Linked DNA regions of Homo sapiens: region 2 is linked to region 1. Evidence: chromatin loops called from intact Hi-C (ENCODE). Cell type or tissue: PC-9. All regions are shown on one strand. Each heading gives the region's core, and the rest is flanking DNA. Links, peaks and the distances in the headings are about the cores only.

Evidence for each region. A loop is a pair of places that touch in the nucleus more often than their neighbours do. Peaks named below come from ENCODE experiments on the same cell type or tissue, not always from the same donor. Only the 100,000 strongest peaks of a DNase experiment are listed, where the experiment ranks them.
Region 2: it touches region 1 in a loop (5-fold over the local background); 3 of 110 quality-filtered maps call a loop at or near these places.

The regions. Positions count from the first base shown.
Region 1 is chr10:35,490,867-35,495,260 of GRCh38, reverse strand. All of the region lies in intron 2 of CCNY (cyclin Y), which reads right to left. Among named protein-coding and RNA genes, the nearest start is that of GJD4, 110 kb to the left of the region's middle. In PC-9, for the core only: no CTCF peak of the experiment used is centred there; a DNase peak (open chromatin) is centred at 1,770.
Region 2 is chr10:35,419,182-35,423,575 of GRCh38, reverse strand. The region is part of intron 1 of CCNY (cyclin Y); the gene reads right to left. Among named protein-coding and RNA genes, the nearest start is that of CCNY, 85 kb to the right of the region's middle. In PC-9, for the core only: no CTCF peak of the experiment used is centred there; a DNase peak (open chromatin) is centred at 1,875; H3K27ac peaks cover 2,997 bases.

The sequences.
Region 1 (4,394 bases), core at 168-4,167:
GCAGAAAATTTGGAAAATACAGAGCCATATAAAGAAGAAAATGCAACTGCAAATAAAAATTAAAAGCTTGCTTGGAAAACACAGAGATACATAAAACATACACACACACAGAGTATCCTTATCACCCCTTATCTGAAATGCGTGGGTCCAGAAGTATTGTGGATTTAGGATATTTTTTATCAGATTTTGAAATTCTGCATTATTTGAGCATCCCAAATCCAAAAATGTGAAATCCAAAATGCTCCAATGAGTATTTCCTTTGAACATCAGGTTGGTGCTCAGTAAGTTGCAGATCCATCTTGGAGCATTTCAGATTTCAAATTTTTGAATTTGAGAGGCCCAACCTGTTTAATCCAACAATCCAGAGACAATCACTATTAATATTCTGATGTGTATCCTTTGAGTCTCTTTTGTGCGCATATATACAAAGCAAGCATGATGTGTACTTTTGCATATGAATGTATTTGTATATAAGTATGTGCAAGTATACATGTGCTCATATATGAACATGCCAACAGAAATATGCCCATTTTTCTATTGGTGTGTTAGCATTTTGACTGATTGTATAATAATTCTTTAATACATAAAGGCATTAATCCTTTTTCCTATAGATTGTGATATTTCCATCACTGATGATTTCATTGTTAGATGCATTTGGACATGAGTTTTCATTTTTAGGCAACTTCCTTCATTGCTTCTACAAACTTACATGCCCCTTCCCCATTCTGACACTAAATATTCACGTATACTATTTCTAGATGATTATGATTGTATTTGTTACATTTACTCTACCACTAGTCAATCCATCAGAAATCTATCCTGACACATGGTGGAGGTGACGTTATCATTTTATTTTTTAAGTGAGACTTAAAGTGCTGTGTATTCTAATATAATGAGCTGCTATCAAATGCTGGCTGATATAATTTCAGACCTGGCCTCTTTCTGGTTTGCTTCCAAGGTGTGTTGAAGCAACTCTTTCTTTAAAAAAAAAAAATCTTTATTTTTTTGTAGAAATGGGGGGGGGGGTCTCACTATGCTGTCCAGGCTGGTCTTGAACTCCTGGGCTCAAGCAATCCTCCCCACTCAGCCTCCCAAAATGCTGGGATTACAGGAGTGAGCCACTGTGCCTAACCTGGAAGCAACTCTAAGATGTGGGGGTCCACGATCTATCTTTATCAAGGAAAACACAGAAAAAGATGGGACTGGGCACAGCAGTGCACAGAAGCCACCCTCTACTCTTGTCCTGGTATCCATCCCTTCTCCTCCTGGTCAGGCCCAGTGTTCTGGTGCAAGGTGTCACAGTCAGCACAGAGGAGCTGTCAGCACAGACAAGCTAGAAGATGGCACAGACCCAAGTCAGGGAAGAAACTCAATCCAGCTGAGCAAATGAGAACCTACACTCTAGGGTAAGGATTATATTTACTGAGAACTTGTGTTGTCTTACGTACAGGGCTCGGTGCTTTGATGGATTATGCATTTAGTCCTCCTGACAATCTCACAAAGAGGTACTAACTCCATTTTACAGTGATAAAATTGAGATTGAGGGAAATCATGTGGAAATGGATCATATGCACCAAGATTATGTGGAGAGTGTTGGATCTAAGCCTCCAGTTCAGGCAGTCTGATTCCAGAGGATCGCTATCTTCAGGCAATCATTCCAAGGCATTAACTATTCTTACATGGTGACTGCATCAGATTATCCTGAAATTCAGCTGCCTCCCTAGATGTCACGGGGCAGCCAGCCAAAAACATAAGCCACGTAAGGTAAGCTATAAACATGGTAAGCTATGAAAAGTATTTACAAGGTTATCAGTCTGTGCCAACTGAAGGGGAAATGCAGGTGCTCAGAGTTTTTAAAAAGAGAATTGAAAAGTAAGTTTATGGCTACCAGCAGGCCACAGGTGCTGTCTAACAGTAGGACAAGGCTGTGGTAGACGGGGCATCAAACTCCCCCCAGCCTGGGGGAATTATCCCTGCTAACCTCTATTCTGGATCTGTGCTCACTGAGCAATGTTCTGACTGGGAACAGCGCAGGTCAGGAGAGAGGATATGATAAAAGGTACGGAGAAAACTGACATTCTGGGTCTAAATGATTTCATCTGAGTTTGTACTATATCAGCAGCTTTCTCCACACTGGAAAGCCCAAGGGATGAAATACTGGAGTCAGGTGATGCACCCAAGAAAAGTGAGCCACGGCACCCAAAGAGCGCCTCTGACTTACAGGGCGAGGCCTGGCCAAGAAACCTGATACCTGCCCTCCCCCCCCCATGCACCTCAAGAGAAGACTGCAGAGGGGAGAGGGGAGAGCTGGCCTGAGGGTGGCACGGTCATGCTGAGTTCTGACCCGGAATAGGAAAGCCCAAATACACCACCTGAGCCTAAAAAAACCTACATCCTCCTGTCCCTAAATAATGGATGTGTCGTTTTCTAACAAAGCTAGGGAAGGTAGGAGAAGGTAAAGCTGCAACACAAAACAGAAAGCCACTACTCAGGGAAGACTGCCACCGTGCCACGGCAAGTCTGCCCAGGGTGGGTCATGATGCCCTGCCTTCATTCCTTCATTCCCCTATGCTTGTGAGTTTCTTCTATGTGCTAGCCACTGCAGAGACTGCGGAATGTGAAAGGCACAGTTCCTATCCATGAGCAAGATGCAATCCAGCAGATAAACAGAAAGCTATTTATTTCTATACCACAAAAATAATCACCTCCACACAGAGGAATATGCAAACTGCACTGAACGTAATGCCACTGATTTTCTGATAAACCATTACTCTATGTGTCACTAAGAAAGAAAAAAAAAATGCTGCCAATTAAATTTTGGCAAGTCACTGACTGTGCTGATTTCAGAGGTGTTCCAGCCAAGGAAAGGTGTCTATCACAATCAATGGAATGAAGAGAAACAGGGAAGCATCACCTATGAGGCAGCCATTGGGCCAGCATGGACAGAGGGCAGGTGCTGCGGGCAGAGCATGCCACAGATGATGGCCTCTCAGGCCTGGAGGGGAGGGGACCCACAAGAAGGGTGAAAAGGGCTCTGTGTGTGTGCTGGTGTCTCACTGTTCCAGTGGTGAGGAGACAGACGGTCAGGCAGGGAGGGGCCTAAGAGAAGCTCCACTTGCAGACAGGTGGAAGAAAGGTTTGAGAGAGGACATGATGGAGGCAGGAGACTGGGAAGGGGCTCGCCACAGACTGGGTGAGGAAGGAGGAAACGAGAGTCCAGGCAGGAAGGGGAGGATGGGAGAAATTCAGGGCATATAGGTGCAGCTTAGACACTGACTACAGGACTCTGGGGGTGCCCATTAAGACCCAGACAAGCAATGGGTTTATTCTTAAAAACTAGGTTATGAGGCCGGGCGTGGTCGCTCACACCTGTAATCCCAGCACTTTGGAGGGCCGAGGCGGGTGGGATCACGAGGTCAGGAGATCGAGACCATCCTGGCTAACATGGTGAAACCCCATCTCTACTAAAAATACAAAAAATTAGCCAGGTGTGGGGGCAGGCACCTGTAGTCCCAGCTACTCGGGAGGCTGAGGCAGGAGAATGGTGTGAACCCGGGAGGCAGAGCATGCAGTGAGCCGAGATCGTGCCACTGCACTCCAGCCTGGGCGACAGAGCGTCTCAAAAAAATAAATAAATAAATAAAAAATTAGGTGACAAGGGAGAGGAAGCTGGCAGGAGAGGAAAGACGCTGACTTCTGATTTGGACATGCCAACCCCAAGGAGCATGTACGATTTCCAGACTGGCTGTCTACCAGGCGGCAGAAAACATCTCTGGAACACATGCTTACACTGGCAGGACGGGGTGGCTCCTCTTGCCAGGGGTCCTGGAAGAGGCTGGCTCAAGAGATCCCCAGTGAGGATCCCAAAGTACCTGTTACATCACAAGTCAATGAGCAGACATTGCTGAGGGCTCGCTGTGTGCCTGGGACTCACCCTACTGCTTCAGGAGAGCAATCTTCTAAGGAGACAGGTGTGTCCATTGTCAATTTATAGGAAGTTATGACCCAAGAGATTATGTGACTATAAATCCCACTAATGGAAGACAAAGGCCTAACGCAGAGCTGGGTCCTAGAGCCTTGCCTAACTGGAGGCCAGAGGCTGGTTCCCTGCCACTGGGGTGGCCACAGGTTGGCAAGGGCATGGGCAGCCCAGCACGCACAAATGGACCTGTCTGCACACTCAACTACTCATGGCTTTTGAGTACCCACCCTCCTCCACACACCCCAAACTAGAGGGAAAGACAGGTGAGGTAGTAGTTTTTGCAATTCTTTTATTGAAATGGTCTGTCACAAGTAACTTAGGGCTAGACTAGAGCAAAGGTCCTCAAACCAAGTATTCAAAGAGACCTTCAAATGGGCTGAGGTGTGATGCAGGAACCACCTTCCTCCCTCAC
Region 2 (4,394 bases), core at 198-4,197, 72 kb after region 1:
ACCAAAATAACCTGCTGCTTACAACAAACACCCTCAATGTACGTCTCCCCACCCCACCAAAAAAAAAAAGCCTCTTTCAGCAGAATTTTTTTTTTTTTTTGAGACAGGGTCTCCCTCTGTCACTCAGGCTGGAGTGCATTGGTATAATCATGATTCACTGTAGCCTCAACCTCCCTGGGCTCAGGTAATCCGCGGACCTCAGCCTCCCAAGTAGTTGAGAATACAGGTGCGCGTCACCATGCCCAGCTGATTTTTGCATGTTTTGTAGAGACGGGGTTTTGCCACATTGCCCAGCCTGGTCTCGAACACCTAGGCTCAAGCAATCCAACTGCCTCGGCCTCCTGAAGTGTTGACATTACAGGTGTGAGCTACCACACCTGGCCGAAAATTTTTAAATAAATGAAAAAAGACTCTATAAAAAAAAGTGGAAATGAATTAAAGGCAAACATCACACAGACTAAACACCACCAAAGGACAACTAGTCATTTTACTTTAGGAGACTGGGGAGGTGGAGAGTTCAGCATACAAAACACTAGAAATAGATTCACAAATCAAGTGATTTTTCAGTGCTATTAACTAAAGCAGTAACTGTGGTTGATTCAGTACCATCTAACAAAATGTAAAGTCAGTTACAAAGACTGCACTTAAATAAAAGCAAATACTATGTTATTGTGCTCTTAGAGAAAAATTTTATAAAGGCCTTTTACTAGCTAGACAATTAAATGAGTCCATGTTTTTTAGCAATAAAACAAAAAAATCATGAAGGATAAACAGACATCCTAACACGTAACTAATGCTAAAAAGATTTCATTTAAATGGCACAATTCTCTCTATTCCTTTAACTCTTAAATGACAAAAAAATAAGCAAATATAAATAAATAAATCTCTAATGGAATGCTGATTAAGAGACCTCTCTTCTTGGCCTAATCAATTATAAACCAGAATTAACTGACTAAATGTAAACATAAAACAACATATCTTGAAAGTCTATAACAGCTTTCAACTTTTTAAATTACAAGCACAATAACTGCCATTTTCTGATTGCCTTTATGTGTCAAGTACCTTGCTACTTACTCACATTTAATCTTCTCAAATGCCCACGAGTCAGCTCATACTACAAGACAGGGAAACGCAGGTCAGAGAGGTTACAGAGCTTAGACAAGGCCACACAATCAGTCATGCACTGCAGCCAGGAGCTCGGATCTAATGCTAAGTCCAATGCTTTTTTCAAAACACAACTGCCTATATAGAATTGTAGCTGAATATCATATGAAAAAGCTAACTCATCCCGGGATCAAGGAGGCCACATAGAAGATTCCAGACAGCTGAGGTGCCACGAGCCAGCAAGAATATAGAATAATGTTTTATTGACGACTGTAGGTTTTAAATTTAAATTTTAAAAAAATTTTAAAAGAATAGAAAGGTGTAAAATTAGATGGAAAAATGAGTCAAAAATATTTATAGAATACAAAATAAGTCAAAAAAATGTTTTAAAAAGAATATAGAATAGCATTTAAGAGTGCAGGCTCAGGAGCCAGCTTTTCTGACTTCAACCCTGACTCCTCCACTTGGCACCCTGATGACTGTGGGGCAGTGACTTTCTCTGTGCTTCAGTTTCCCCTCTGCAAAATGGAGATGAGTATCCACCTAAGATTGTTACGGAGACTGAATTAAAATTCACCCAACACTGAGAACCATATCTGGCCCACAGAAATTACTGTATTTATATTTACTGTCAAGAGAAACCTCTGAAGAGAAAGCAGAATGACTAGATTCAGATCTAACAGGCCTGGATATAAGAGCAAGGGCAGAAAACAGGAAAGTAAGTGAAAACAAGCAGGATGAGCTGTAGGGAACGGCATCCTGGAGGAAAACAAGTGACTCAGCTCAAGAAAATGGGAGTCCATCACAGACTCCAGTCAGCAGGGCCAGCTAGAAGAGCACCAGGCAACACGGACAAAAGCCAGAGAGGCATGAAACTGTCCCTGACAAAAGCCACCCGACGCTTCTAAATACCAAATGAAGGCAAAATAAAATTACTTGGTCTTAAATTGGAGGTGAGAAAATGAAGGCAGACCAGCAAGCTCTGTGTTCCCTGGGTCGGGGGTTCTAGAATAACAGAAACAGAGCACCTGCCCAGGACTGGAAGGCACTGATCCAGTGAACCCGCGTCAAGCTGACCATCAGGAGACTGGAGTTAGGATCCACATAGTTAGAGAGAGAGTGGTGCCAAGCACCCATGATAAACCGTGCCTCTGAACTTCCTGCAGCACAGAGACGGGAGCTCATGTGGAAGAGAAGGTAACAAAAGGGCCCTGAAACCAGGAATGAATTTAACAAAGAAATTCCCTCTCCTTTTACACTTGGCCTAGAAAGGTGATCCAGGAACAACACCTGAGTGGGCTTCTCCAGAAGCGGCCTGTCCAACCCGTGTGGCCGTCCTCAGCCAGGTCCTTTGAACCTCGTCCTACACCCAAAATCCCACCCCAAAGCAGAGCCGGCACTGGCATAGGTGCACACAGCCTGACTTCAAACAGGCCTATCCACTGGGCTGGCTGTGTGACTAACAAATAAATGTTAAGTACGCAAATTTACACTTGGCCATGACTTGCTCAAAATTGGCTTAAAATGCTGCAGGGTATGATTCTGAATCAGTAAACAACAATACATTTTTCACTTCAGTCAGCCAAACACAGAGTTCAAATAAGATTTTGAAATTAGAATTCAGACTCATTGCCATTTAGGCTGTGAATTAACAGTTAAAAATTAGTCTCCGTTCACATTCAGCTTAGGTTTGATGAGCAAAACTGCCAAAAGAAAGCATCTGTTTTTGCGGTTTGAAAACATATTTGCTTTAAAAAAGTTTACTTCATATTCAGTCCCTACTTTTTAGGTGAGAGTCTGATTTTGTTTTCCAGTGAGATTCTGGTGTGAGATTGCGACTTCCTCATGAATTGGTCATTGGGAACTGGGTAAGGTGATCCTAGATCCCACAGTGCACTCTCCAGAATCCCCATCAGGTGCTGAGTTGCTGAGTTGCACAAACATGTTCATCTCAAACTGAAGATATGCAGAAAGAGTAGTTGCAAAGTCACTGAAAAGCTACCTGTGCCAAATCAGAGACCCCAAAATATCACAGCAGCTTCACATTTTCATGAGAAACAAGAGGGCACAAGTGAGAGAGAGCCAGGAAAACCCAGGTGGGCCTGGTTTCTAGGGCTCGCTGCTTTTAGGGCCACTGGGGTCGGATCCCACTCCACCTCCACTGCTCACCAAAGCAAACAACATCAACTTTACCAAATATTCCTCTTGCTACAGAGCAAGACATGATTCATTCAGTATCACTATATCCTCCCACACACAAACAAAGGATGCACCATGATCCAGATTTCTTTAGGAAATTAGCAGCTTAATGAAAACTTCTTGAACTTATATACATGATGATTCTTCCACTATTTTATCTGTAAAAGATAGTCACAGGAAAAATCAGGCAAGCACAGACATAGGACCTAAATTAAGAACAATAGAAAATTAAGAACAGGAGTCAGCAAAACTTTTCATGTAGAGAAAAAACTAGATAAGAAAGAAACCATCTGCAGGACCAAAGGGCACCATTTATTTTGAACTGTACTAAAAAAAAAAAAAAAAAAAATTACAGCCATATCTATTTCTTCTTTTAATTATAAAGTTTGCCTAGAAATTAGTAATCTGTCAGCCTATTTCCTAATTTCAGCAGTCACAATGCTGTATGAATGACCTAAAAGTATCAAAACCTAAAGTATTATATACCACACACACACACATAAATGCACACATATATTTACGTAAACGTATATAAAGAGAGACATGAGATAAAGCAGTTAAAATCAATCTGTAGGACTAATTGAGTTGTATATCAAATGAGTTGATATGCAACTAAAATGAGCTGTATATCTAATGGGGTTTAGTTTTGAATTATCTCCAAATTAGCTATCCAATAACTTCCTCAGACCGATAACTTATCACCTTAAAAATCCTCCAGATTGCTAAAAAAAAAAAAAAAGGAACGGTCTAATGCAACCCAGTCCTTCCCTCATGGTCCATGGCCACCACCCTAGCACATACCCTGGGTCATACCTGGATTACTTTTTCTCCCGTCAGCCTTCCTACCACCTTTCTCTTTCTACCTCGGATCCAACCTGTGCCATTCTGCCAGGGTTTCAATACCTCTAAAACACTTCCTTCATACCATTTCTTTGCTTAAAATTTTTAATGCTCAAAGGATAAGCCCAAATTCCTTCACATCAAACCACATTAGAGATGCTTCACAATAAACTTCAACCTACTTTTTAATTAACTGTTCTTCAAGAATTCCCAAATAATAGTAATACAATTGAGCACCCACAGTATGTCAA